Regions from separate parts of the Homo sapiens genome. Here regions 1, 3, 4, 5 and 6 are each linked to region 2. The links are chromatin loops, found by intact Hi-C in ENCODE. Cell type or tissue: ascending aorta. All regions are shown on one strand. Region 1 has its middle 27 kb from the start of SC5D. Region 2 has its middle 53 kb from the start of TRK-TTT2-1. Region 3 has its middle 75 kb from the start of MIR125B1. Region 4 overlaps MIR100HG (mir-100-let-7a-2-mir-125b-1 cluster host gene). Region 5 overlaps MIR100HG (mir-100-let-7a-2-mir-125b-1 cluster host gene). Region 6 overlaps MIR100HG (mir-100-let-7a-2-mir-125b-1 cluster host gene).

What was found. Hi-C counts contacts between places; a loop is a spot of excess contacts. Peaks named below come from ENCODE experiments on the same cell type or tissue, not always from the same donor. Only the 100,000 strongest peaks of a DNase experiment are listed, where the experiment ranks them.
Region 1: a loop joins it to region 2, with 2.2 times the contacts of the local background. A loop is called at or near these places in 12 of 110 quality-filtered maps.
Region 3: a loop joins it to region 2, with 5 times the contacts of the local background. A loop is called at or near these places in 28 of 110 quality-filtered maps.
Region 4: it touches region 2 in a loop (8-fold over the local background); 51 of 110 quality-filtered maps call a loop at or near these places.
Region 5: a loop joins it to region 2, with 6 times the contacts of the local background. A loop is called at or near these places in 98 of 110 quality-filtered maps.
Region 6: it touches region 2 in a loop (5-fold over the local background); 7 of 110 quality-filtered maps call a loop at or near these places.

Annotation. Positions count from the first base shown.
Region 1 is chr11:121,316,896-121,321,895 of GRCh38, forward strand. No RefSeq gene overlaps it. Among named protein-coding and RNA genes, the nearest start is that of SC5D, 27 kb to the left of the region's middle. In ascending aorta, CTCF peaks have their summits at 2,543 and 4,915; no DNase peak of the experiment used is centred here.
Region 2 is chr11:122,503,949-122,508,948 of GRCh38, forward strand. No RefSeq gene overlaps it. Among named protein-coding and RNA genes, the nearest start is that of TRK-TTT2-1, 53 kb to the right of the region's middle. RefSeq lists a silencer at 1,884-1,943. In ascending aorta, a CTCF peak has its summit at 1,997 (motif pointing left); a DNase peak (open chromatin) is centred at 1,963; H3K27ac peaks cover 930 bases.
Region 3 is chr11:122,021,910-122,026,909 of GRCh38, forward strand. No RefSeq gene overlaps it. Among named protein-coding and RNA genes, the nearest start is that of MIR125B1, 75 kb to the right of the region's middle. In ascending aorta, a CTCF peak has its summit at 1,915 (motif pointing right); no DNase peak of the experiment used is centred here; H3K4me3 peaks cover 531 bases; H3K27ac peaks cover 672 bases.
Region 4 is chr11:122,291,701-122,296,700 of GRCh38, forward strand. MIR100HG (mir-100-let-7a-2-mir-125b-1 cluster host gene) reads right to left here. Exons shown (of 5, transcript NR_137179.1): 2 at 584-703. Among named protein-coding and RNA genes, the nearest start is that of MIR100HG, 130 kb to the right of the region's middle. In ascending aorta, a CTCF peak has its summit at 2,131 (motif pointing right); no DNase peak of the experiment used is centred here; H3K27ac peaks cover 734 bases.
Region 5 is chr11:122,213,445-122,218,444 of GRCh38, forward strand. The region is part of intron 2 of MIR100HG (mir-100-let-7a-2-mir-125b-1 cluster host gene); the gene reads right to left. Among named protein-coding and RNA genes, the nearest start is that of MIR100, 64 kb to the left of the region's middle. RefSeq lists an enhancer at 2,206-2,255. In ascending aorta, a CTCF peak has its summit at 2,143 (motif pointing right); a DNase peak (open chromatin) is centred at 2,117; H3K27ac peaks cover 4,135 bases.
Region 6 is chr11:122,365,632-122,370,631 of GRCh38, forward strand. The region is part of intron 1 of MIR100HG (mir-100-let-7a-2-mir-125b-1 cluster host gene); the gene reads right to left. Among named protein-coding and RNA genes, the nearest start is that of MIR100HG, 55 kb to the right of the region's middle. In ascending aorta, no CTCF peak of the experiment used is centred here; DNase peaks (open chromatin) are centred at 103, 580 and 2,400; H3K4me3 peaks cover 2,960 bases; H3K27ac peaks cover 3,270 bases.

The DNA.
Region 1 (5,000 bases), 1.2 Mb before region 2:
GCTTGAACCTATAAATTCTGTTGAGCCTTCCTTGTCAAGAGAAAATTACGTAGTAGGCAAGGTGTATTGGGGGAGCACTGTTTAGCAGAAAGAAATATGGCATAAAATTAACATGGGTTCAGATACTTGTTCTTATGTTTAGGGATTAAGCATTTCCAATATTGTAAATAGCTGCCATTATTGAATACCTGTTTCATGTAATGTATTTTGCAGAGACGTTTACATGCATTGTTTCATTTAATCTTCCCCCAAAAAACATGGGCAAATTCTTTACATTACAGATGAATACACCTGAGACTGGAAAGGTTAAGGTAATTTGCCCCAAATTACAGAGCAAATTAGAATTTGGCAAAATCAGAATTTGAACTCGGGTCTCAAACTCAGGTCTGTTTCATTTCACAGCCTGTGATTATGCACTGGGGTACACTCCTATAATGTAAAGATGAACTGAAATAATATTTGCAAAGCTGTGGTTGCCACTGTTTTTATTCATTCTAACCCTGGTAACTAAAGCCCTATTTCATATTTTACTTCCCTCAGGTGATGAGGATCTTCAAAATCTGTTCAACTCTCAGTACTCTAAACCTCTTTCCCTAGGTTGAAGCCTGTATAATTCATTTATAGGTAGGGGTGAAGAACTAACATATTAACTCTTCAAGAACATTTTATGGAATCACAAAAGGTTAGACCTATCTAGGATATCAAGGATCATGAGTTTGACCTTTTACTTGCAGAGGAAGAAACAAGTTCAAAGAGAGAAGTTGAATTACTCCTATGAATAGGCTGGAATAATAACTCTGTTGAGAAGGTTAAGAGAAGGACAAAACACTAAAGCAGGTGTTCCCATTCCCCCTAAAGGAACTGTGCTAATGATATCATCCAGGGCAACTTCAATTGTAAACTCTGTTGCAGTGCTGGAGTTGTAAAAAGTAACCCCTTGATGAGTGTGAAATCATCAAGGATTTCACTGGATAGTTATGGATAATCCTTACAAAATTCCATTGTTCTAAGTCCCATCCTACAGGAAATTAAGGAATCTGTTTATCAGACTTCTGAGTGAGGAGCTAGCATGGGAAGTTCCCATTCCCTTAGGGGTGCCAGGCTTCCAGCTACTTGAGTAGCAATTAGAAATTGGGGCCAGACGCAGTGGCTCATGCCTATAATCCCAGCACTTTGGGAGGCCGAGGCGAGTGGATAACCTGAGGTCAGGAGTTCAAGACTAGCCTGACCAACATGGAGAAACCCATCTCTACTAAAAATACAAAATTAGCTGGGCTTGATGGCACATGCCTGTAATCCCAGCTACTCGGGAGGCTGAGGCAGAAGAATCGCTTGAACCCGGGAGGCAGAGGTTGCAGTGAGCTGAGATCACATCATTGCACTCCAGCCTTGGCAACAAGAGCAAAACTCCGTCTCAAAACAAAACAAAAAAGAAAGAAAAAAGAAATTGGGTGTTTTTAGATACGGAAAGGCCTCTGTAAGGGCCCAGCCTTAGAACTTAGGACTAAGAATGGGGACTTAAAGCAGCATGGAAGTGTTTTCTCTCTTCATCTTCCTGTTTTCCTTTCTCAGTCATTCAGTCCTAAAGCCATCAGGTTGGGTCAGGCAAGTAAGACGTCCACATTGTTGATGGCCAAGTGGAGGAGACCCAGCAGGTTGAGGAGGACTTTTGTGCTTTGCACACTGTTTAGTATATACATATTACATTTCAAGATAAGTACAGGTCTAAAATACAGATCTAACTGATCTTTAGAAATAATGAAGGAAGAACTCATGGGGTGCCGTTTCAGATAAGGTGGTCTAGGAAGCCCTCTCAGAAGCTAACATCTGAGCAGAGACTTGAATGAAGAGGAGGAACAGGCCACATGGCATCTGAGAGAAGAGCATTCAGGGCAGATTTTTGGTATGTCTGAGAAGGAACAAAGGGGCTACCTCATAGAAACTTGGAAGGTTATAGAAATGGGAGGAAGATGATAATGAGGACAAAGGTGAGAAATGTCAGGAGGCCAGAAGAGACAAGGTGTGTTCAGGTGTCTTGGGACACAGAAGAGTGAGCAGAGGGGCTGTGAGTGACGGAGAAAGAATGTGAGGTGTAAAAGTTGAAGACAGCACAGCACTGCAAGGTTGGGTAATTCCTGGAAGTAGAGAAATCTTCTGATCTATATCTTATGGTAGTCAGAGCGCCTGATCTTGGTGGTCACTATGTTAACTGCACAGCTAACATCCTCTTCCAGTCTTTGTTCCCCACGTGACAAAGGAAAGGCCAAATTTTCTGTCTCCTCCTTTTCTCATGGAGTGGCATTTCCTATTAGACATTAAATATTTGAATGAATAATTATTGATAACTCTATAAGACACTGTTATTAAAATTATAGTCACTTTGAAAGGCTAGATGAAAAGTAAGTCTAGATTCTTGGGGAATATTCACTGTTATGGACTCTGAAATTGCATCTTTCCGGTGGGCTTTTTCCTCCCCTGTTCTGTTTGTTTTGTTTTGTTGTTTTTCCTGGCTGAGGCTGAGCAGTTTCTAGGATCAGACTGTAGGTGGAGCAGTTATGCTTTTCACCCGTGCTGTAGCAATAAAAGCAGAAGCATCCACATTTCATGTCTAGACAGAGGACGTGCATGGAATCATAAAATCTTCAGACTGGAGGGATCCAGAAAGGTCATCTACTCCCTCCCTTGTCTTTAGAAAATTGTGCTCCTAAACCAGCCTGGTGGTGATGCATCCTCCCTGCCATGTTCCTTTCAACTGCATTTAAAGCTCCACCATCCCATTCCTGGCCATTTATTTTAGGCTCAACACAACAACAAAACACAAAATAACAGACTTCAAATATAATCAAGTATGTGTGTGTACACACATGCCTTCCCCGTGGGACAAAATATCACCCTGGGTACTGCAGGGTCTGGATAGTTCTTTACATTCTGATGCTTTAGTAAATGTTATCTATGGATTCTCGTCAAACATTTTGTTTATCTTAGGTTAAGATTTCCTTGTGTTTTAGGCCCTGATACAGAGGGGGAAAAACACCAGGTAAATATCTTTACAAAAAGGCAGGATTGAAAGTCAGTAGGGCAAGATTTAGATACAACACCTCCATAGGCCCCAGGAAGACCCATGCCCCATGACTTATGTCTCACCCAGAAGGATGTTTATGGAAAGATTTTTCTCAAGTATGTGAAGCTGGTTGCCCTGGAAGTTTTCCTATGAAGGTGTTGTCTGATATCTAATCCTTTTTTTCCCATTCAAAATCACAGTTTGTTTGTTTTCCTTTGGGAAAAACCTAGATATAGGAGCTAATGAGCCCACGTTTAGGGTTTAATAAATATTTTTTAGAGGTTTAAAGGACAATGTTGGCCAGGCATGGTGGCTCACGCCTATAATCCCAGCACTTTGGGAGGCCCAGGTGGGTGGATCACTTGAGGTCAGGAGTTTGAGACCAGCCTGGCCAACATGGTGAAACCCCGTCTCCCTACTAAAAATACAAAAATTAGCTGGGTGTGGTGGCGCATGCCTGTAATCCCAGCTACTTGGGAGGTGGAGGTTGTAGTGAGTCGAGATCATGCCATTGCACTCCAGCCTGGAGGACAGAGTGAAACTCCATCTCAAAAAAAAAAAAAAAAAAAAAGAAAAAGAAAAAAGAAAAAAAAGGACAACGTTTGTGATCATCTATTAATCATAATATTCAAAGCAGGTTTCAGAGTATATGTACAAACTACTCAGCCGGTCTGAAGACAAAACAGCCAGGAGTTGTTTGAATCGGATGTTAGACACCTTTTCAATGAAACTCACACTGCATCCTACACCTGGAGATCAACACAGCTGCCTGGATGTTGCAGCCTTTTCCTCCACAACTTTATGGAAGAACCCAGTTGCTATGAATGAGCAGGCTGGTTTGGAAGCAGCAGTTGATAAGCAAATGGGAGACTACCCAAGGGCGACCCTCCTGAAGGGATGTGAAAATTCTCAAAACATGAATCCTCAGATAATGTTATTATCATTTAGGTACATTCTTTCAACAAATAATTTTGATTACCTGGTGTGTATCAGGTGTTGTGCTAGAAGGTAGGATAAAGCAGTAAATAGTTAAGAAGGAATATCAATAAAGTATAGTGGAAATTTGGATAGGAAATCTATGGACGTGCTACGAGATAGTAAGTTAGCAGGAGGTAACATACCCTAGGGAAAATTCTCCCAAAAGGATGCAACGCTTAACCAGAGGTCTGAAGGTGACAGGCAGGAAGGCCAGTAGAAGAGGGTTCTGGGTAGAAATAATTGGTTGAAGGAAGGTTAAGAGTGGGAAGAGCATGGACCATTCAAGACACTGAAGGAGGTCCAGCATGACTGGAATGTAGAATTCTAGAAGACTGGAAAGAGATAGAGGCTGGACAGCAAGGTGAGCCAGATCCTGGAAGGCTTTGTTGTTCCTGCAAAGAGAGTTGGTTTTATCATAAACGCAATGGGAAGACACTGAAAAGGATATTCTGTGAGGTGATGGAATCAGGTTTGTACATGAGAAGTATCACACTGACTGCCGTGTGAATGGATGGGTGCCAGGGGGATACAGATTTGGGAATTAGCCGGTATAGATGTGAATAAAAGCCAGAAGACATGGCCCAGAGAGTGTGTGCCGAGTGAGAAAAGGGACAAAGATGGAATCCTAAGGAATATGGAAAAGTCAAGGAGAAGAAGAGCAAGTAATAAACTGAGAAGGAGCCAGAGAAATGAGACTAACCAGGAGAAGGTTGCTTTGCAGGAACCAAGGGGGAGACTGTTTCCAGAAGAAGGAAACTGTCAGTGGTGACAAATGTCACCGAGAAGTCAAGGAAACTAAGGACTGAGGAGCATCTCATGCATTTAACACAGGGAGGCGATGGGTAAGCTTGATAAAACCAGCTTCGGTAGAGTGGTGGCAGCAGAGGCCAGACTACAGTGAAGAAATACGATGACTGGTTGGGGAGGGATGGAGATGGCTCTTCTGGAAGTACAGTTCCAA
Region 2 (5,000 bases):
AATGTCCAAATACATGGAAATAAATTGAGTAAAAAGAATAAATCCAGTAATTAGTCTGGGAGTACAAAGCAGGGTTGATTTCATTACATAATCATTTCCAAAGGGAACTAGCTGTCTTCCTTTTGAATCTTGATTAAAGGTGTGCATAGGAAGGATATTCTACTCCATGTTCCTTGGGGATTTCTTTCCATGATCTGGTTTCCCTTGAGTAGTTGGTATGATTAACTGGGCTGGTTTCTTTTATAATTGTCCTGAAGCGCTTTGCATTTTGCAAAACTGCTTCGCAATTGTTTTTTTCTCAGGATGTACTTAAAAATGAATCCATTAGGTGTAGCGGGCAAGCACAGCTCAGGGAGGTGTTGTTAGCAAAGCCAGAATAAAATCACAGAAAGTCTTCCCATTTTTTTAGGGTGCTCAAAGTGCTTTTCTCAAAATATTTGCATTTCCAAAACTCAAATATGTCCAGAAGAACGGTGAACTTAGCTTTTCCTCTTTGGATTTAGGATAGAGTTGTCAGATAAAATACAGGATGTCCAGTTAAATTTGAATTTCAGATAAACAATGAGTATTTTTTTAGTATAATTAGGCCCCATGTAATACTAGAAATTCTAATAGTTCTGCATTTTATTTGCTAAATCTGGGAATCTTAACTTAGGAAGATAATGTTACTCACCCCAGAGCTGTATGAACTTTGGGCAAGGAACTTAATGGATTGAAATCTCCTCATCTCTAAAAATAAAATGTTGTACTACAAAAATTGCAAGTGCATTTTATTTCTAATTCAGCTATGATACAACATCTTTTCATCATGCAAGATTTATCTAGAGGTATAATTACGGGTCATGCAAAGAGTGCCCCATTTGGAGTAAGAAGGATCTGAGTTTGATCCCACCATTAATTAACTATGTGATCTTAGGCAATCAAATTCTTGAAATCTCGGATTCTTTATCTACAAAAATGGGGATAAGGTACTCATTATAAGGGTCAAATTAGTTGATGTGTATAGAAGTGTTTTGGACCTATGTGAAGTCATAAGCAGATTATGACTTACTAGGAAGAAGTTACTCTCAAGCAATGTAAAATGAGTTATTAGCTAAGTTGCATGGTCAGAGATCCGTTCTCCTGTATGACTCAAACCAAGTTTTCAAGCTCAGGTAAGTTCTTAAAAAGGTACCCACAAGTAGTCATTTTACTATCTTTGCTCTTTGTATTTTAGGAGACTTACGGTTCAAGCGTCAGCTCTACACCTCGGTTTCTTCAAATAGCAAATGAGCAAAAATAATACCCACTGCACACATGTATCATGAGAGCTGAGTGTGAAAACATAGAAAACACCTGGCACACAGAGTTTCTCACTAGAAATATCAGTTCCTGCTCTTCTCTATGGTTCTCTTGGATGCCTCAGTTGAAGCCTGCTCTGGGTACAGACCACTGGTGAGTGGGTGTGTTTAAGGCGCGGGCCTCTGTTTCCATTCCCCTTTTCTATGTAGCAGTTCTGTTGTCAGAGCCCAGCAGGACTAGGAAGGCCTCTTCCAATCTCCAGATCTCCCTCTATGAGGGAGCCTGAGATGCCTAACATGTTTTGTATCTTCTGATCTCTAGGGACTCAGAAGACAATAATAACCTTCCCTACCTCAACCAGATTCAAACCAGAAAGTGGCAAGAGAAAAGTCGCCTTGACCCAAAGGGGCATCCAGCCTCTCCCATTTCAGACGCAGGATAATGCAATCCAGACCACATGAAATTTCCCGTATTTGAAGACTGCCTCAGCCCTCTTTGCACCAGGCTTTCCAGCCTCTCTCCCTCTTGCCTCAGACTAAGCTCTCCCTCAACCACATTGTGTGACCAGGCCAATCCTTGGAGACAGAGAGATGTCTGCACTAGGGAACTTCCAAGCTGCCCAGGGGATGATGAATTCACCCCTGGCAGAAGCCAACTTGGAAACGGCATCACGGTGCTTTGTGAACATATCTATGGTGCAACAGTGACCTCCAGTGGCTGAGCCAGGAGGCAACCACTGCCCACACTGTCTCAGGCAACCCTGTCCTCCCGGAGGCTAGCGTACAGGATGATAAGCTCTTCTTGGAACCACTTCCCAGAACACCTATGCACAATATCTTAAAAAAAAAAAAAAAAAAAAAAAAAAAAAAAAAAAAGAGAGAGAGAGCAAAAACATAAGCCCAGAGTTACTCACCAATTGAATCCGACCATGTCACTCCACCACTTAGAAAACGTATGTGGTTAGTAGTCCCTCTATTGATCACAGAATAAAGTCTAAAGTTCTTAGTACCACAGACAGAGTTCTTTAGGATCTGGGTATGACTACCTGTCATTTCCTACAATGTCCTCTTTCATTAATACACACCAGACTTTCCCCTAGTCTCTAAATGGCCTGCTCTATTTTAAGTTGAGCAGTAGAGGGTCCTCTATTTAAATGACCTTCTTCACTTTTCTACTGGTACAATTTTCTTTTCTTTTTTCTTTTCTTTTCTTTCGTGTGTGTGTGTGTGTGTGTGTGTGTGTGTGTGTGTGTCTGTGTGTGTTTGTCAGGGTCTTGCTCTGTCACCAAGGCTGGAGTGTAGTGGCACAATCAAAACTCACTGCAGCCTTGACCTCCTGGGCTCAAGTGATCCTCCCACCTCAGCCTCCTCAATAGCTGGGACGATAGGTGTGCACCACAATACCTGCCTAACTTTTTAAAATCCTTTTTCTTTGGAAGGGTTTCATGTCAAAAATTGCCATCTTAGTGACACTTTCAGTATTATCTCTCCTTACCACTGTAGAATTAATTTTGTTTTCAAAACATACAGCAAGTGGAGTTAAAAACAATCCATTTATTTATTCAAAAAACAATAATAAGACATCTATTATAATGCCAGTCATTGTCCTGGATAGTCAGGATAACAGATAAAAGAGGCATGCTTTCTGACCTCAGAATGCATATAGACTAGTGGAGAATACATAGAGAAATCATTGCCATAAAGTATAGCAAGGAGCTATGTGCAAATTACACAACTGGCTTAAGAATGGAGGTCATCCCTTCAGCCTGTGCAAAAGGCAATTAGAGATCCTGCCCCAACAGTGAGAGGCATTGTCTGGGTCTTGAAGGAGTAGGAGTTAGCCAGGCACTGTAATCCCAGCCACTAGGGAGGTTGAGGCAAGAGGATTGCTTGAGGCCAGTTCTAGATCAGTCTGAACAACATAGCAAGACCCCCATCTCTACAAAAAAATTAAAAATTAGCCCAGTGTGGGGACGAGCACCTGTAGTCCCAGCTACTTGGGAGGCTGAGGCAGGAGGATTGCTTGAGCTCAGGAGTTTGAGGCTGCAGTAAGCTATGATCAAGCCACTGCGCTCCAGCCTGGGTGACTGAGCAAGGCACCATCTCAAGGGGGAAGAAATAAAGGAGCCAGGAAGATAGGATAATTTTAAAAGGGAAAGAAGAAATGAAGCATATTTGAGGCATCAAGTAACTTACACAGAAGCACGAATGTGTTGGAACAAGGGAGTAATCCATCATGGTTGGCACATGCTGCACAGCAGAGAGATATAGAGCTAGAATGCAGACTGGGATCAGAAGGCAGGATCAAGAGTGTAAAATGTTGGTTATGGGAATGAGGAGTCATTAAAGGCTCTTGAATGAAAGCACTATTTAGAAGGAATACGCTGGCACAACTAGCAATAGCACATAAGGAAAGCAAAAAGAAATCAAAATTAGGTTTCTTCCTGTTCTTGGTACTCAGAGTCACTGGGGTGTCAGTCCAATCTAATCTGAGAGGCTAAAGTAAGGTCAGTGAGTGGGTAAACAGACAGGTCAGGCACAGGACATAAACGGAGAAGACCTAAAACACAAGAAGAGCAGTCACTTGGTGTGTAGTTGTGAATAGAAACAAATGCCAAGGCCAGGCACAGTGGCTCACACCTGTAATCCCAGCACTTTGGGAGGCGATGGGGGGTGGATCATTTGAGGCCAGGAGTTTGAGACCAGCCTGGCCAGCATGGTGAAACCCCATCTCTACTAAACATACAAAAATTAGCTGGCTGCGGTGGCTCATGCCTGTAGTCCCAGCTATTCGGGAGGCTGAGGCAGGAGAATCACTTGAACCCAGGAGGCAGAGGTCGCAGTGAGCCAAGATCATACCACTGCACTCCAGCCTGGGTATAGAGTGAGACTCTGTTTCAAAAAAAAAAAAAAAAAAAAGCCAAAGTTTCAGAAAGTAAGAGGTCCAGGTCCAGGTGAAAATGTGGAGAAGTCCCACCTTAGTCTAGTGAACAGCACCTTGCTGGATCATGGTCACTTTGAAAGGGCTGGATCCTGACTGTCAAGGGAGAGGGTCCGATGAAGCTGCTCTAAAAAGTCTATTGTGACCCTGGAGGGCCTTCCCCCAAGGGACCAATGGAACTCCACTCATGATTCAAATATGTGTCCTGAGTATCTGGGAGATGACAGAGGCATGGGTCTGTTCCTCGGCCTCCAGATAATAAGTACTGGCTGGACGTCCTGTCGCAGGATCTATTATGTGTCCTTTCTGGACATTTTATGAATGGGGGAAGATAGCTGTCCCTTGACATACAGGTGACTAAGATATCTGGAAGACAGTATAAACTGGAGACTGCATATCTATGCATTTTTGCATGTACACATCCCAGAGACATAAGGCACACAGATGAAGACCCACGATCAATTTCTAATAGCGCCTCTCTTAGGGAAGGCAGCCGACGTAGGAAGAGGATGGTATGGACCTCCATCTCCCCTATACTGAGCTGCTATTGTTGTACTTAACACAGCATAGTGCACCCGTCTGTTCACTTATCTATTTGTTACACTAGAAAACATGCTCCTTGAAGACAACAGACACATCTCCTTCAACTAGCACAGTCAGCATTCAATAAATATTGGTTGAATTAAAGAATAAATAAGCGACCCTGGGATGGGAGAAATTGGTTATAAAGTTCCCGCAGACACCTACGCATTGGACTGGAGCACCAGAAGGTCCTGAAT
Region 3 (5,000 bases), 480 kb before region 2:
GAGGCACAAGAATCACTTGAACCTGGGAGGTGGAGGTTGCAGTAAGCCCAAATCAGGCCACTGCGCTCCAGCCTGGGCAATAGAGCAAGACTCAAACAAACAAACAAACAAACAAAATGATGCTAAGATTAGATGCTGTAATCTGATACCTCATTTAACTGGCATCATAAGATCCAGTTATCTCTGCAGATGTGAATTTCCCAGAGTAGTTCATTTTTACTACTTTGTGGCCCAACTGTTTAAGGTATAACCATAATGATGGAAGAAATCATTATGAGCATCAATTTGGATGCTACGCCTTCCTGTGGAGATGCACTGGAGGCTGTTGAGATGGGAAAGCGTCGATTTCCCGGTCAAATAATTCAAGGATACTCTGCATGCTGTGGCAGTGTTTTCTTTCAGGGTTTGTGTACCTTTCCTGTTTTTACTATCCCCTCCTTATAAATTCAGTAGTATTTTTTTTTTTTTTTTCAGATTTAGCCCTTTTGCCTGATTTTAGCCAACTCTCTTTTTGCTTGCTTGTAAATTATTCCTTCCATTTTGTCCTCTTGGGGAACTAGGCAACCACGTTTGCCTGTACGTATTGCGAGTAAAATAAAGGCAAAACCTATCTGAGTCTATGGACTCTGAATATTTGTTTAGATTGCTCCAAATTCTTCTGCTTACTTCCACTTGATTGGCCTTACTCACACAAATGCAGTTGCTACCTAAGCACTTTCATATAAGTGAGATTTTACCAAGCGATCACAACTTCTGAAAGATGGCGAGTTTTAATGCCATTTACTAGGAGAGTAATTTGCATATGGGCTTTCTTTTCCTGTATTTTTACATTTCAGAGCTCTGCTATTAACTACACTTAAAAAAAATCCTTCAGAGGAAACCAAATATGCCTTGTTCCAATTCCAATAAGGTTGCTTTCAATATTTTGAACTTGTAGTCACGGTTGAGATGACTTAATTTAAAACACATTTGGAAGCGCAACTGAGCCTAACCTATGTAGGTAGCTTCATTATTTTCTTGGAGGGGTTCACTTTCTGTTGTTTTGTTTTTGTCTAAACTCATGGCCCAGCGTTATTTATGTTCTTCTATATCTGAGATGTATCTCTAGTAAAAATAAAATAAAAGGAAAGCCGCTATTGTCAGATTGGAACGAAGTGGTAAAAACAAAAACAGAAAACAAAAATAAAGAACAGGAGGAGCCAAAGTCTGAGAAGAAAGAAACATAAATCATTGTTGTACTAGATTAAAATCAATTCAACAAACAATTATATGCACTGAGGACTGGTCCAAGGGATAAACTTGCAAAGTCTTCTAATCACATCCCTAATAAAACTCAAAGTCTAGGATCTGGCGCCTATCTACCCAGCTAGGCTGCCACTCCTCCTGGCCTTATATGTTCCACAGAAACGCTACCAAAAGCAGTATGAAGCTTCCTCAAAAAATTACAAATAGAATTACCATATGATAAAACAATTCTGCTCCTGGGCATATACCCAAAAGAATTGAAAGCAGGGGCTCAAACAGACACGCATACACCCATGTTCATAGCAGCATTATTCACAACAGCCAACAGAGGGAAGCAACCCGTGTGTCCATCAATGGATGAACAAAATGTGGCATATATATGTAATGGAATATTATTCAGCCTTTAAAAAGAAGGAAATTCGGCTGGGTGTGGTGGCTTTTGCCTGTGATCCCAGCACTTTGGGAGGCTGAGGCTGGTGGATCACTTGAGGTTAGGAGTTTGAGACCAGCCTCGCTAACATGGTGAAACTCCATCTCTACTGAAAATACAAAAATTAGCAGGGCGTGGTGGCGGGCCCCTGTAATCCCAGCTACTCAGAAGGCTGAGGCAGGAGAATCACTTGACCTTGGGAGGCCGAGGTTGCAGTTTGCTGAGATTGTGCCACTGCACTTCAGCCTGGACAGCAGAGGGAGACTCCGTCTCGAAAAAAAAAGAAAAAAGGAAATTCTGATACATGTTACAACATGGATGAATGTCAAAGACATACTAAGTGGCATGAGCCAGTCACAAAAGGACAAATACTGTATGATTCCACTTATATGAGGTACCTAGAGTAGTCAAATTCACAGAGACCGAAAGCAGAAAGATGGTTGCCAGAGACTGGAAGGAGAGAGTGATTGGGAGTGTTTAATCGGTACAGAGTTTCAGTTTTGCAAGATGAAATAGTTCTGGAGATGGATGGTTTCACAACACTGTGAATGTACTTAGTGCTACAGACCTGTACACTTAAAGATGGTTAAAATGGTAAATTTTAGGTTATATATATTTTGCCACAATTTTAGAAAAAATTTTTAAAAATTTTAGAAAGCCTACACATCCTTGCTGTTGTCATTCTGTTGCTTACTTAATATCTTACAGGCTGGATGCCTGAACACACTGACTTTGGTAAACTATCTTCAGTTTAATTATGCTAAGTAAGGCAGAAAGAGAGCAACTGACTTGCCACCAACAGGCTGGAAGGTTGCTGACAAAGCTCCACACAGAACCCAAGGGACTGGCCCCTGGCTCTGTGCAAAAGCCCCCGAGGCTTTGCCACTTCCCAGTGAATTCGTCACAGTAAGCCTGAGAAAGCAAATAGACACTGGGAAGGGGGCTGAGCTGGTTGCTTTGCTGATCATGGACCAGCCTCAGAGAGAAGACACCTGTGATGTGACTTGGCCATTGTGTCTCCTCCACAGTGCTAAGCTCCTGCACTTCCATGCTTATTAAAAGTTATAATTCTGGAGACGAAACAGGGATACACTCATCTGGCTGTAATTCAGGACTGAGAAGAAAGCCTCACCTTCACCCTACCCAGCAAGCCTCCTCCCGCCTTCTTTCTCCACCCAAGAAATGCAACAAACTACTCTGTCGGGGATTTCTTTCCTCCCCATGACTGTTCTCTAATGAAGTGCAGGTGCGCGTGCAGCCAGTGGAGAATATGAGAGGATGGGGCGCCAGGAGGGGTGAAGAATTTCCTGAGAAATTCAAGCCCTTAAATCGCTTCTCTTCCGTTAGCCAAAGAAAGTTTTTGGTTATATCAGGAGGTTGGCAAAGTTTTTCTGTAAAGGGCCAGATATTAAATATTTTAGACTTTGTAGTTCCCCTGACAAGTATTCAGTTTTGCTCTTCTGTGGCAAAAATGGCATAAATAATATGTAAAAAAAAATGTGTTTCAATAAAACTTTATTTATGGACACTAAAATTTGAATTTCACTATAATTTTCATGCGTCTCAAAATATTATTTTTTAATTTTTCTAAATCATTAAAAAATGTGAAAACCATTCCTAGCTTGCAGGTCATACAATAAAACAGGCGGTTGGCCAGATCTGGGGACTATGGACTGTTGTTTGTTCACCTCTGGTTTGAATATTTATAATCTACCTACTTTTAAAAAATTAATGTAGCTCACGTGTTCTTGAGAGGAAAGGCAATACTATTTATGGATAATTTGTTTAACGCAATTTAGCATAGCATGATGGTGAAGAGCATAGCTTCTGGGAGCAGAATGGTTGGGTTTAAATTCCAGCCCTGCTACTCACAAGCTGTGTGACCTTAAGTAAATTACTTAAACTCTCTGAACCTGTGTTTCCTCATCTGCAAACAAGCTGACTCCAACAAAATCTACCCAACAGAGTTGTATGGATTAAATGAAATAGTATGTGTTGAGGGCTTAGACTGTTGCCTGGTGCCTTGTAAATGTTAGATGCTATTTGCTATATGATAGCATTATCACATTTAATCCTGCCAAACGGATATTATCACCATGTGATAAATACAAACAATAAATTTCAAGTCATTTAGGCAGCTTGCTTGTTGGGGGTCAGAAAACACTACCCCAAAGCCCTTTGAGCTGAAGGAGATTGAGAGGGCCTAGGAAGCAAGGTCTCTCTGACCTTCCACCACGTTCCTGTGCGAGAGCCAAACAGAAAGGAATTCTCTGTCTTACCTTTCCTGCAAGTAGATCGTAAGACCCTCATGTGAGAGATGAACCGCCCTGTATCTGGAGGAAAGAAATGCAGCACAGAGAGGCCGAGAAGCGTCTGAATAAATAGGCCTCTCTCAGCAACACGCTCCCGCCCCCCACAGTTCATTACCATAAGGCTCTGCCCCTTTCTGTTGTCCAATCACATTTCTTCACACTTCTTTCGTCAGATTTACCGTTTCGTCAGATTTACAACGTTTTCCCTGGATCTTTGGGGTTTTTTTTATTTCTGAAGCCTCCTGAGTCACAAAAAACTTTTAAAATAAATTTGTTATGCTTTTCTCTTGTTAATCTGTCTTTTATTATAGGAGCGTCCACCATGTCCCTTGCAGTAAGTGAAAAAAAGTTATTTTTTTCTCCCCTCTGTGCTCAAGCTTCAAACAGAAGGGTGGTTCTAACACAGCCTATCTGCTGTGGTCCAGGCTCTTTCCTTCCATTCAAACCAGGCTGCCTCACTGCTCCTGTTAAGACTATTTCTGTAGCTTGTCATGTTGTTAATCACATATTTGCTGACAAATCTCCTTTCTCTTTTTGTTCCGTGATTCTTCTTTTGTTAGGTCTTCTCTTCTATTCCCTTCAAGAGTGCCGCTTCCTCTATCTCCAAAACTTCCCATTGCTGAGGTCCAGAATGTCTACTTTTTTGTCCTCTGCAACATTCCTCTAGTGTCTCCTGCAGCTTTGACGATAAACAATCGCCTTTTGCAAATGTGTCCCACAGCTCCACGTCTCCAGGTGCTACACAATTAGATGCTTCCAGAGGGCAGAACGTGCTAGATGGACTGTGACATCGAGTTGACCTGGCTTCACATCTCAGCACTGCCTCTCATTTACCGGAGGATACTGGGAAAATTGTGTAACCTCTCTGAGTCTTGGTTTAGATATCAGTAAAATTGTGATAATAATAAGAACCCCCAGCTAAGGTTGTTATAAAGTGAAACGATGGACATAATGCAAATAGGAGGCTTATTCATTCATTCCTTTATTTATTTGCTCAGCAAGCATCTATGGTG
Region 4 (5,000 bases), 210 kb before region 2:
GTGGTGATGCTAGCACAACAGTGTGAATTAGTTTACAACTACTGTACATACAGTTAAAAATGGTTAAGATGGTAATTTTTATGAATTTTTTTACCGAAATTTTAAAAATATACAAGTACTACACTCACCATTATTAGTAAACTCACCAGATGCCAGCATAGGTCTCCAGGGACTATATTAGGTGGAACCCCTATAGAAATCCACTCAAAAAGAAATCTTCAGATTCTATTGAAAGTATAATATGATATACTGAGAGTAAAAGAGAAGAAGCTTTGTTGAAAAAAGCTGGTAAACTGCAGAGCCCTATCTAGTCTTTTTTGGAGACCATAAAGCTCACTAGAACGTTATAAAACCAATAGTGCTAAATTTTTCCATTAATAAAAATCATTTTAAATGCCATTTCCATCTCTATAGAATATACACATTAGGACAGACAAACATTAGTTTTTGCCATTGACCATTGAGAGGCTGTGCTTCATGGTATGTGGCAGGGGCATGGGTACTGTTTGCCAGGCTTGGGGGATCTTTGTTGTTATTTGGTACATTTTAGAAACAAACGTTAAACTCGCTGGTAAGGACTTACCAGTTGTACTTCCTCGAGGAGATACTCTAGATCTTAGTTCCTCTTAGCAGTGAAGGTTTCCTGGAATGTCATAGTCTTGGAAGGAGGTGAACGATTGGATGTGTAACACCGGGATCTTCACTGAGAGTGAATACAAGAAAAATCAATTATCTAAGATGCAGGTAAAATAATTTCCCATGACCCCAACATTCATAGATGTCATCCAATCTATCAGTGCCTTTAAAAAGCCACAACTTTACTCAGAGCATTTAACAAGCTCTCCTTTTATGTCTTCTCTTTGCTGGATACTGTGAGAGGTTAGGGGTATGCATAAACAAGATACAATCCCTGTATTTGATAATCTTACATCCTAGAGTATGACAAAGCATAAAGAAGGAATGACAATGTCATTATATAGGATATATTTTGGTTTCATCTGCATAAGCTAAAGAAAGCACACACACCTCCCCTCACACCACTTTCCAACGAGACAGCCAAAGCCTATAGAAACGAAAAAGTGAGTCAAGTAATGCCACTTCATGCATTTTGTCCAATGAGGTGACTGTCTGAAATCCATAGTTTCTGATGCCCAGTGTCCCCCTCATGAGATGCCCCATCTCCATCTGAACTTGGTTGGAGCCAGAAACTAAGACTGAGATTGTAGTCTCCCATCCTCATTCAAGCTCGTGAGCCTCCCAAATAGGAAACACTCCCTGTCCCTTGGCCACAGAATAGGCAGCCACTTGATCAGAAAAGCAAGCAGCCAGCTAGTGCAAATGGCAAATCCATCAGCACCATTATCCAAATGGTAAGGTTGGCAGTATTGTCGTCACAAATTAAAAATGACACATCACAACAATTACATGGCTTCTCACTGCCTGACATGCTGGTTCAGCCTAATTCCCAGACTGTTTCAGACACCCAAACAAATTAACACGTTTTCTAATGATATAAAATTGTGTTGCTCTGTGTGTGTGTATGTATGTGTAAACCTCCATACAACCACATCATCATCAATTAAATATTTATCAGAGTTCCACTGACCTGTGACAAGCATCAGCAATTGGCCCTTGGAGCATCAGTGTTGGCTATTTTTTAAAGCCAGCTTCTAGCCTCGGTCAGTGGAACATGTTAAACCTCAATGAACAGCTCTCACTATCTTTTGTACTGGATCCATACTCCAGGCTGAAGGAAGCTTTTAGAACCAGCAAGAACCAGATGGCCCTCCAAGATCATTTTTGAATGTTTGGATCTGAGTCATTTGTATGCGGAAGCCTTCACAAAATAGCAATCTGGGGAACATGCTCCAGGCTGAGTCCAGCTTTCCAGACAGCCCATCTTTGCCTACAATTGAGAAGACAAGCACAATATTGTAGGGTTCCACAAAAATATTGCAGCATTTATCTATATGTGTAGCACCAAATACATGGAGTGTCCCAGTCAGGCTGTCACTACAATGGTAGTTCGCCACCGCTCTTCCTCCTCACTCCCCCTAATTATTTTTCTTTTTTCTATTGTACCTACAGTTTCTCTTCTAGCACAGGCATAAAGCCATCTTTGCAAATCGGCCAGCAGAGGGTACTACAATACTGGTGCAATAATCCAAATCACAGCAAATTTACAGCTGAAAAAGATTTAGACAAATTAAAATGGGCTTTGGTTTTATGATGTGCTTGGAGCTCCTAGCCAGAAATAAGAGAGTGGTGGGATGGAAGAGATGGAACCAAAACTGGTAGACAGGGACTGCTCATCAGAGGAAGAGGCAAGGCAGCAGTGTAGGTTCAGTATCACTAATCCGGGGGTGAGGCAAACCTAGATTCAAAAGTGAGAAGGAATCAAAACTAAGGGGTCAACCGCTTCTAGGTATTCACCCTAGAAAAACTTTTTAAATACCTGTATGTGAATATTTATAACAGTTCTATTTATAATCGCCCCAAACTAGGAACAATCCAGATGTCTTTTAATCAGTGAATGAAGAAACCAAGTGTGGTATATCCATACAATGGAATACTACTCAGGGGTAAAAAAGAAGAAATTATGAATACATACAGTAACAGGGATGAATCTCAAAGGCATTATGTTGAGTGGTGGAAGCCATTCTTAAAAAGAAAGTTAGATAAATATGAGTCCATTTAGATGACATTCTCAACAGATCAGCAATTGCCAGAGATTGGGGCTGAAGAGAAGGTATAACTATAAAGAAATAGCATGAAAGAATTCTTTGGAGTTATGGAAATGTTCTGTATTTTATTACTGTTGATGATTACATCAATCTATACATGTGTTAAATTTATAGAAACAGTACACCAAAAATTAATGTCAGTGTTTCAGCTTAATGTAAAATTGTTTCATTAATGGTATGCTAAATTTAAAAAAGAAAATTTTAAAAAGAAAAAAAAGACATTAAAAAAAGATGGAGCCTGAGGGCAGAATGGGATAAGCAGATAAAGAGTGAGGCCAATTTGAGGTCTCATCAAGCATGTATAGAGGAGGTAAATTATGAGAAGACAGAGTTGAGTTGAGACTTGGAGGACAGACTAATAGGAAATTGGTGAGAAGATCAGGTTCTTCACACTCACTTTGTTTTTGTGAACAGTGGTGTTTCACTGAGTATCAACCAGCAGCTTGAGCTGAAGGGACCACAGAAGCCACCTGGACCCACATGGTGTTGATGGACAAGAAGGTCACCAGTCAGGGTTGGTGCAGGACCAGAATCTGCCCACCCTAGGAGCCAGCATCTATGCTGGTGTAGAAAAGAATCAAGTTAATTCTAGGAGCCATCATCATGACAGTATGGACAGCCTCAAGTTAATTCTTCACCTCACTCGCTGGTAGGAATAGGCTCATTATCTTTGGGCAGGGGTTTAGTTGAGAGAGGAAGTGATAAACAAAACTAGATAAATGTAATCTAACCCTCTCATTTACAGATGAGGAGCCTGGGAGAGCAAAGCAGTGTGAGTTCTCCAAATTGCACAGCTTATGAGTGCCCTTCAGGGTTCTGTAAGTTGGCCCTGGACCAGGGACCAGGAATGGTATTTCTTCTCATCTGCCTTAGGTAGGTGAGATTGTGTTTTATATTTAAAAGATAGCAAGACAAACAATGGTGACTCCATAGCATGCCATTAGAATCCATTGAAAAATATACTACCTCCCTTCAAACCTTTGTTGTTGTTCTTTTCTCAGATGAATTGCTCGAGAATTCCTGTGCCTGATTCTTATATCAGCCTTCTCTTATTCTATCCAATGATTAGACTGCTGATTGAAAAAAACAGTCCAAGAGTTCTTATCTATCAGATTGCCTCCTATGTCTATCTACGTTTTTTGTTTCTGTCTAACTTTGGAGAGCTCAGAAGGAGGAGGACAGTCTCACACTTTGCAATCTCACTCTTAGATTGAATGGTATGCGAAAAAAGTCCTGGTTGAGAAGTTGAGGCACAGGTTTTGCTCCATATTTGCTGATAACTGCATGTGAGATTTTAGGTAAGTCTCTTCCTTTCTCTGGGCCTTAATTTCCTCCTCTATAAAGTGAGCCAGTTGGATTTGAAGATCTTAAAGTAATTTCTAGTCCTACAATGTTTCACTTCTATGTTTAGTCTTAAGTGTAAATGATAAATACTTAAACTGATGCACAAAAGAACTGATAATTTTCAGTTTAATTCAAAAATATGTACTTAGAGTCTATTTTCAGGCTATATACTAGCCATGAGGGATATTAAAATAATTAAGAAATAAACCCTGCCTTTAAGCACATACAATCTATGGATTAGAACAAGAGTCTGGAGTTAAAGGTTACAGATTCAAGGACACTGCTCTACTTGAAATGACTCAGACCATTTATTTAACCTCTCTGAACCTATTTCTTCATCTATAAATTGTGAATAATAATAGCTCCCCCTGGGAGTGAAGAATAAATGAAAGTATATTAGTTTTTATTATGAAGTCATTCATATCACTATCCTGCCCTCTTGAAACAGCATTTTTCTTTCTCGCCCATACCTTTTGGCAAATGATCTCCATTTTTAATCTCTCAAAGCTGAACAAGCTATTAATACTTTCAGATGCAACTCAAGTTTCACTTATCCGAGAAGACTTATCTGTCTGCTCCAGACAATACAGATCTCCCTTGCCTCTGGTTTTCTGTTGCCAATGTTTAACACTTCTATGGTACTGTCTATTGCTTCTATTCTATTGCCTCACAATTACTTGGGTATTTATGGTTTTAAGCTCTCTTGAACTCCAGTTCTTTATATTATCAACTGCCTATAGTGACTTCAAATTCTACCTGTATCAAGTAGAATCCACAATTATTTCCAGAAACCCTACTCCTCTTCTTGGGCTCATTTCAGTTTATAGTATCTCAGTCACTCAAACTAAACACCTGTTTGTCATGTTTCCTCTCCATTACACCCTCATCCAATCCATCCTATGTAATTCCAAC
Region 5 (5,000 bases), 290 kb before region 2:
GGAGGGCTCAGGTCTGCCGCCACGGCTGCACTCTTTGTTTTCCCGCAGATTCCGTTCTCTGATGGTGGTCCAGGGCACCAAGGACACCAGCTGCCATGGCTGGGATTGAATGACCTCCCTGGGGTGGCTGGGAACCCCCACTCCCATAGTGCCAGCCCAATGGGCAGGATACCCAGTGGAAACAGGCCATTACTAACAGGCCTGCCATTTCGAAAGTGCCTCTTTCTGGGAAAATTGACTCTCAGAGGTTCCCACCCTGGGAAGGTACAGTGAGAAATAAGAAGCTAAATTACTATGCAGTAGCCAATAGTTATTCCCCAGGGCCTAGAAAGTGACTCTGTGCCCCTCAGCCTCAGTTTCCCCACCTGTACAATGGGGCTAGGTACAACAACCTGTTGGAACTCAAAAAGTAGCTGCTGTGAGAGAACTTATCAGTAGTAGTTGGTTTGTTCCCTTTGAACACAAATATATCAGATCTGATGCATCAAGGATATGCCAGTCCTGCAGCTCCCTGAATGTTAGAGCACAGAGGCTGCTTAATGGATCATGATCCTTGGATGCAAATGAAAATAAGATTCCCTCTTTTACTCTTTCCCTCCTAAGTCTATAAGAGGCTGTCCTAACAAGGTGACAAGCTGAACATGCAATAGAAAACTGAGCCCCTTTAGGCTGCCAGAATTGTAAGACATTTCTTGTGGGACAACAGCATTTCCCAGATGACTCAATTCAGAAGGACTAAAAGGAGTTTCTGTGACCTGAAGATGTTTGTACATCAGCTAATCTAGCTTTCCACCTTTGCTGGAATATGCTGACTGCATTTATTTCTCTAGATATCTCTCACCCAATAGTAAGACTCAGTAGAAGCACTACCTCCTCCAGGAAGCCTTCCCTGACTACACAGCTTGAATTAGTGCACTTTCATATTCTCCCACAACACCCTGGGCACATATACTTCTCTCTTAGCAATCAGGAAATTATATTGAAATTGTCTGCTTGTTAGTCTCTGTCTTCTTGGTGACCAGGTACTATACTTTACAATCTTTTTTACTCCAGTATCTAATACAGTGCTGGCATAATGCAGGAATTTAATAAGTGTTTATTGAACTACATGGATGTGTATCTCTCTCTAGAGTATTTGCTAGCATAAACCCCCATTTGTATTTTATAAGGGTATCCCATAACCTCTGCTCTTAGGAAGTTCTATCTCATATCTAACTCAGTTCTCTCCTGCATGCATATATTTCTCTTTTTTCAAACCTTGGGAGACCACAGCCGGTCACGATCCTCATTCTTATCAGAGTGATCATAGAAATCACAACTTGCACTCATCATTGTTTTTCTCTCAGGTTCAGCTTTATTTTTTTTGGTCTGAAATCAGGAATGAACTTTCACAGTCTCAACTCTGGCCATTTTTCCTTTTAACAAACAAATAGAAAAGAACTTCCAAGAATGATTTTGACCAGATAGAGTCTGCTCCTTTTAACAAGATTGTGTGAAGCACCTACTGTGTGCCAGGCTGTGTGTGATGGAGAGGGAGCAAATGCATAAGTCCCTGACATCAAGAGATCTTCAACCTAAAACAGAGAATAATGGGGGTACTGAATTTAATTCATAAAAAGTAGCACCCCACTTTCTTGTGATCCCTTGGTTAGAATCACCAACTTTTATGAGTTTGTAGAAAAGCCCAGAGTGCTAAAAAGTAAAAAGCAAACATTCCATTTCTGAGCAATTTGGGAGAAACTAAATTTGGCCCAGTCAGGAGACACGTTGGGGAGTACCTTAAAGGATAAGTGTCAAGTGTCTGTTGACATTTCTAAAGAAATCCATTTGCATTTTCACTGCTAAGGAGAGGCCGGCCTCCACTGGCCACACATTCAGAAAGCTGGCAGGAGCCACTGGTCAGCAACCCCCAATCAAACAGGCTTCCTCTTTCTGGCCAAAGAGCTCAGGGTCTGCGTGACTTGAGGCAAGTCATCCAGGGACATTTGGGATTCTGATCTAGTGAGCCAGTGAAGACGGTACAGATAAGGCCCAGACAGAAATCTGGCAGCCTAAGTAACATCTGGTTGGTCTGAGGTTTGGACTCTGGCTGGGGCCGGGAGCCCAGGGCTGGCGACTGGGGAGCCTGCACTTGGAGCTGGTGACAGCAGGTGGCGCAGGAGCGCAGAAACCAACCTTCAGTGGGCCCTGAAAGAAATCATGGTGTTAATGCCACCCCAAACCACAGCCAAGCAAGGCAAAGGCGACCATGTTGTCCTCAAGTCCTGAAAAGGGCAAATTGCACAGATGGAGCAAAGAACCATAGATGGGCAATTCTCCGGTAAAGAAAAGCCAAGGTAGGTCGTCAGAGATCTAGGTAAAATCCTTCGATGGTCAAGGACTTCAGAACTTTAGGAAATGTGCAAAGAAAATGAAAGAGAAAGACAACACATAACATTAAGTTCAGGAGCAATATAAGAGCTCCTGGAGAGGAAAGGCTCAAGTCACTTTGAACCCTTAGGGCAGCTGATGAGCCAGGTATCATTCTCCAAATAGCCTCTCCTTCCCTCCAGCAACAAAACGCAAACAGAATATTCACAACAAAAACCTCACCTATTACAGTTAGTAAAGCCTCGAAAATCAACATTTTTAAACAAAAAATGGAAATGTTATCTCCTTCTTAAAGCTAGTAGAAGGCACCTTCTTGTTGCCCCAATCTCTGCATAAGTTCTCCTCCAAAGCATATCACTGGGGGAAGAAGGGAGAAAGTTCCCCTCCAGTAAGTATCCAAGGTTCTTCTGTTTGTGTGCCCAAAATGGGACAAAAAAGCATAGTCCTACTTATCTATTTACCTAACACCATAAGTCGAGGAATTTTAAGCAGCTGATTCTAAAAGCTAGAATAAAAGCGTTACACACAAGATACGAGACAACCTCCCTCCAAAAGATAACGGGCACAAGCAGTAGACTGCTGAGATATGCAATGGAGAATCTTCCCTCATCCACTTAAGCAGTAAGGGTTGGCTTTGGGATAAATCTCAGGGAATGCAAAGAATATTACTTATTTTTCCATTTGGTTTACTTTCATGTTGTTACTTCTCTCGTGGGAAGTAGATGCCTAAGCTCTGATGTATATAAATCCATTTTCAGTGTTTACTTAAGTACATATACATACACTATAGCAAAATGTTGCTTTGCTTGAAAAATCATTGAAACATTTGATGTGTTTGCTCTCAATCAATATTCTGCAAAAAGCATCTGGGTTCGCTGCTCAACTAGGACAGTAGACAAGTCTGGAGTCTTTTCCATGAGCCACCTGCCACTTGCCAGCTCTATGGGGTCCCACATCACAGTTGTCCCAGTAGCAGACAGTATAAGGGCTATGTGATTTAGGCTGCAACAAAGGGTGATGACAGAACAGAGAAAGGCAAGGTGAATTCCCTCTGAATGTGACCAGAAAGGCTTCATGGAGAAGGACACTCCAGTTGTTTGACTACTCCATGCCTTTGGACATGTTTTTTTTTTTTTTTTTTTTTTTTTTTTTTTTGCCTGAAATGCCATTCCTCAACTCCCACCATCATCCTTTTGGGGGAATTTCCAGTTTCCTTCAAAACTAAGTTCTGATGTTATCTAGAGCCCTCCCTGACCATCACTTTGCCCCTTAGAAGTCCTATACAAATCTCATTCCAAATACATGGCACAGGAATGATGCTTGTGTCTTTGTTGTTGTCTTTATTATAATATTCACTCACCAGCTGGGAGACTCCTTTTTTTCTAATTTTTTTTTTTTTTGAGGTGGAATCTCGCTGTGTCACCCAGTCTGGAGTGCAATGGTGTGATCCTGGCTCACTGCAACCTCTGCCTCCTGGGTTCAAGTGATTCTCCTGCCTCAGCCTCCTGAGTAGTTGGGATTACAGGTGTATGCCACCACACCCAGCTAATTTTTTGTAATTTTAGTACAGACAGGGTTTCACCATGTTGGTCAGGCTGGTCTCGAACTCCTCACCTTGTGATCCACCTGCCTCTGCCTCCCAAAGTACTGGGACTACAGGCGTGAGCCACTGCATCCGGCCTTTTTCTACTTCTTAATGGTTTCCCAGATACCTCTCCCTACAGCTCCTCCCAACTAAGTAGGGTTGCCAAATAAAAACAGAACTGCCCAGTTCCATTTGAATTTTGAACAAACAACAAATAGTTTTTTAGTGTAGTATGTCTCAGATACTTCATATATCATATTCTCATTTGTTAACTATGGCAGTCTTATTCCTGAGATCACTGAGTTCGTGCCTTGTGCCCCCTCCCCGCCCTAGGGCAACCATTCAAAGCTTCAGGTGCACTTTCTCAGCATTAGCCTCTCTCCCCAGCCCTCCAGAAGAAAGGTGACACTCCTTGCACACACTGTTAGCAGCCTGGAAGAGTCATCTAAGGTCAGTTTCAGATCCATTTTGAGATTTTTTCTTTTTCTGTCCTGTATTGGCTGTATTTATTCAATAGAAGTCAAGTTTAAGTGTTTCAATTCAATATAATACCACTTGTTCAATTAATTGTTAAATAGGAGAATATCACTTACTTTTCATTTAAATGTGGTTTAACGAATTGCATGAATTACATGACTAAGACACTTTGCAATCTGTTAAATCCATGTTGAATTTCAAAGTATGGCAGGCTGGGTGTTGTGACATTTACCTTTTCAGCTCCTACTGTCTCTTTCTACCATTTCTCTCCTGCAGAAAACAAGGGAGATCCAGCTGGGAAGGCAGAAATCTGCAGAAACACATCCAATCCTATCAGAGTGCCCATCACCGAGAAACACCTTTAAGTTAAAGTTGCCCACTTTATTTCACTATCTTGTCAAATGGAGCTTTAAACATGAAAATAGAAACATCTTGGATTCTTTTAACAAGTCCCTTCTACCAAGACTAACATTGTTTTCCATTTACATCCACTTCCCAGGGCGAAAAATGGCAAAAAGGATAATTTGTAACAACGCTGCCCTACCTTTTTTCACTTCATGACAGGCAC
Region 6 (5,000 bases), 140 kb before region 2:
AAAGAGTTACAGCATGCTCCAGAATGTGCACCTCCTCTTTGCCAACGCAGAGACAAGGTGATGAAAAGATCCCTGGCTCCAGACAAATGCCCTCAGCCTTGCAAAGCCTTCCAAGAGGCAGCGTCCCAGAGTCCAGACTGCAAGTGACTTGCATGCGCACACACACACACACACACACACACACGCTCACACACACTCTTCCATGGAAAACTGTGCTCTCGCATCCCAGAAAAGGTTTGTTGTTTCAATTAAACCTCATCAATGCCACATGTCAGAGAAGAAAGAAAAAAACAAAACAAGACTCAATTACTTCAGCTATCTCCTTAGGGATTGATCTGTATCGAATAAACCACCATCTACACATGGGGAGAAGCTTTTACTTATGAAAAACAGAGGCAGGTGCAGAAGAGCAGCATTTGGTACTAAATCAAAGCTCTGGGAGCAGAAGGAAGTGGATTTAGACGCATCCACTTAGCTCCTCCTGATATCTAACTTGCAGGGTGGGGAACAGATCACAGCCTTGGCTGGGTCTGGCCTCTGCTTCCTGGTCCCCGCTGAGGTCCCGTCCCACTTTGCTCACTGCTTCAGCTGCCCGGTAAGAACAGATGGACAGAAGTTAAAAGAGCAAGGTCAGCTCATTGGCTAAGTCTCATTTCACACCCTGCCCCACCTCTATCATCCCTTTCTGGGACATAAAGATGAAGAAAGCAGGGCAGGGGTGTTGCTGCATTTGATTCTGGCTGAAACTATGGTCGTTTCATTTACATCCCCTGAATAGCTGGCGAGTCTGATTTACACATTGATAATATGTGATGCTTTGTATTCCAGCAAATATTTAATCCCTGACGGATCAATAATCCTCGCCTGGCTGTTCTTTTTTGAAAAGAAATAAATCCCCTTTTACTCTTAAAATTCTTGAATAAAATTAAAGTGCTTTAGCCTAGGATGCACTGCTCCTACACGAAGCCATGTGGTTTCATAACCTCAGTCCTCAGATGTTTTTAAAGGGGCCACCTTTGCTAACTTGATATTTTCTGAGATCCTAACATCTCTCCAATGAGTCCTCTGTGTTATCAGTTGATATTATAAGACAGCCCTTTAAGGCCTGGTATACTTTTTTAAAATTAAAAAGTAAAATTATTAACCTAAACTGAATCAGTATGTACATAGCATGCAGTATTTTTTTGCATTTTTTGCTTATATTCACCATGGCAGTCTTGATTTAAATTCTTTATTACAAACCTTTCTATAAACCATTTCCCTCCAAAACTACATTTTTAAGAAAACTCTATTCCTACACAGATTCTTAAAAAGCTATACTCCCGTCTTAGAGTTAAATTTGAATATTTTGAAAAATGCACATTAAACGTGGAAAGAGATGGCTCTCCTCTCTATAAGGGGCTCCCAAGGCAGCCTCAAAGCTCACCAAAAGTTCCAAAACAACATCCACAACAAAACAAACTCTCTTTCATCTCTGGCAGCAACAAAAGCAATAACTTTCACCAAACCTACCCAAGCCAAGAATTAATATAACACAGAACAACACATCCACATTCAGACCATTACGGCTACATCAGCTCACCACAATATTTGTTTAAAAAACACATAATTTGTGGTAGAGAGAAAGAACCTTTCATACAAAAAGAAGTTCTTTCAAATGCAAATTAACCAAAAGACATATTTTCCCTGTGTTTGGGAAATCACTCCAATACATGAAAAACATAGTTTTTGTGTGGAAAAAAAAAATCAGTGTACACCCACTAATTGAAAAGGCAATTACATTAGCTGTAGATTACCTTAACAGTTAAGAAAAGTTAACTCCTGGCTCCATAAGTCTTTAAGAACTTTATTAGCATTTACTGACCTAAGTAGTCTTCAGTTCCCAGGTAGCAAAGTTTCTTTTCTTCTCCACTGAAATGCTCATATGGACACTGAAGGACATTGTATTACTGAACTGATCGGAAAAGAATACTGTTTCCATTCTTCTGGAGGAAAAAAAAAATGGAAAGAAAGAAAAGAAAGATGGAAGGAAGGAAGGAAAGAAAGAAGAAAAAAAGAAAGAAGGAAAGAGAAAGAGGAAAGAAAGAAAAGAAAGGAAAGAAAGAAAGAGAGAGAGAGAGAGAAAGAAAAAGAAAGAAAGAAAGAAAGAAAGAAAGAAAGAAAGAAAGAAAGAAAGAAAGAAAGAAAGAAAGAAAGAAAGAGAGAGAAAGGGAGAAGGAAAAGCAAGGCAAAATGCAGTCTAATCGAGTATTCTTCCTGGTGGGGAAAAAAAAGTAAATCCACTATCCTGGAACGAGTTCAAACATAGCTTGACAGGCTCCAGGAGAATTTACACTGAGCATGCTTAGCCCCGCACTGCTTGCATGAGACACTCTTAATGAATATTACTTCCTTCCCACTGGCTATTCCTGCTGGAAGTCCACACCCACCCCTCTTTCAGAAGTCAGGAATTTAGCTTCAGCCAAAGTCCAGAAAACATGCTTATGCGGAGACAAGGCCTCACCGATCCATAAACTTTCAGGTTGTGACCTGCCGGTCAGTTTGACAAATAGAACATAGGGGTGAATTTTTTTTCTGCCCTTGGTTATGTTGCCAGCTTTATGCCTGTCCTAAACTGCAGTTCCTCTGGAGAAAAGAAAAACAGACAGCTTTCTTTCTGAAGAACATGACGTCCTCAACACCACAGTAAAGACCTTTCCTGATCAAGCTTCCAAACTGAAATCAGAATAAGGGTCATCTGCATATTAAAACACAACACTCGATGATTTTTAGCTTCTGGATAAAACAAAAGTCCTACCCCAAATGTATGCTTTTTGATAACTTACATAACACCTCTCTCAAAAATGCTGCATGCCAAAGCACTCTCTGAAAATATGTTCAAAATCCAGCTTTAACCTGCTATGTTGTCTAAACATTGGACTTGTATACATTTAGGTCACACTAAAAACTGACTTTCTTTTTCAAACAATGCTTTCTCTTTCCCTAAATCCCTCTGTCATGTTTAATGACAGGAGACCTGAAATTCTGAAAATTTAAAAATAGATTACTTTTCTGACAGTCTGAGAAGGCAAGATTCTTGCTCTGCCAAAAAATCAGGGGAGTGGGGAAAGGGGAGGATAAGCAGGTGAGGGCCTGATATAGACCGCATAGTAAAAGAAGGGCATTTTAGATTTTAAAATTAATAATAAGGTACTTTTTTGTTGTCCATTTGATATTTCTAGGGTGCCATTTATATGTATCAAATTACAAGTTATAAATATTATTAAATACTCATTTGAACTGTAATGCTTATTTGCCTAGACACACACACATACATGCACACACAAAAACACACACCCCAATTTGTGGTTTGAAAAAAATGATGTCACAAAGCATCAAAAGGCAATAGAAATTTTCTAAGTCTCCAAGAAATATGGCGTGCCCAGTGTCTAATACAAAGCCTGCCTGGCCAGCATTGATTCTTTGGATTAATAAAGGATGCATCTATGAACCTGATACGTAAATCCGTTGCCTCTCCATGCCTGTAACACTTTACGCAGCCCACTGCTGAGCTGCCATGATATGTTCTCCCTATGGAAGATCTTTGTAGCATAAAATACGTCTTTGCCCACTATTCAATAAATAAAATCTCCGCAGACATATTTTCCTTGTGGTAACTATGAGCTTTTTGGAGACTTTAGGCATGGTGGTTGTTTTGTTTGTTTTTATGCTTTGCCTAAGGGAAGAATAAAATGTAGCCCCCTGCCCCAAGTGTGCTTATTTATATTACAAGAGCAAACTAAGTTTTCAGCAGTTAGACGAAGCCCAAGAGAAATCAGGCTTTGAAAGGCTAAGTAATCCTCGTGACCACACATAAGGTAAGTATAAAATAGGAAGGACATTTATTCATTTGACTCAAAGAGATTGCCTAGAGACAAGGTCCCGCAACACAGAGTACAGGGACCCTTCTCTGTAGACAGCTTACCTCCCTGCCATCGGGGTGCAGTTTCTTTTGTCTCCTTCCATGAGGATGACTCTCTCCCCTGAAGCTAAGGGGAGACACAGAAGCCTGTGTAGGAAACACAGGAGCCTGAGTAGAACCATGCTGTTTCCAGCTTGAATGTTAAAACCACTCTGTGTAAAGCTGAGATAGTCTTTACAGTGCCATCACACTCATTAATTCAATTAGCAAATATTCATTGAGCCCCTACACTGACATTCATTTGGGTGCTGGAAATTGGGACGTGACTAAGACAATGTTCCTGCACTCAGGGAGTTTACATTCTGGCAATTAGATGTTTAATGGAAAACATTAGATGTTTAATGGAAAAAATTCAAGATGTAGGCTGGGTGCGGTGGCTCACGCCTGTAATCCCAGCAATTTGGGAGGCCGAGGCGGGTGGATCACCTGAGGTTGGGAGTTCAAGACCAGCCTGACCAACATTGAGAAACCCCGTCTCTACTAAAAATACAAAATTAGCTGGGCGTGGTGGTGTATGCCTGTAATCCCAGCTACTCGGGAGGCTGAGGCAGGAGAATCACTTGAACCCATGAGGCGGAGGTTGTAGTGAGCCGAGATTGCGCCATTGCACTCCAGCCTGGGCAATAAGAGCAAAACTCTGTTTCAAAAAAAAATTCAAGATGTAAATAGTAAATACATTTACAAACTGTGATAAGTCTAAGAAAGAACTAAAAGGGAAATGATGAGAAAGAAACAAGCCATGTGTGTTGGGGGCTGAGGGACAGAGCATCAGGAAAATGGAATAAATATTTGGGAAAATCATTAGTAACCAATCCAATATAAGTTAAAATGAAAAAAATATGTGGCATGGCTGGATTAAAGCCTTGAATGCAACACTAATGCATTTGGATTTCATATGGTATATAATGGGAAGCTATTGAGGGCTTCTGAGAAGAATTATTTTACTAATTTGACTATGACTATTCTTTATAGCAGTTTGTAGGATACACTGGGGATGAGCATGAAAAGACCAAAGCTTTTGGAAGAGCCAAGATTGGCA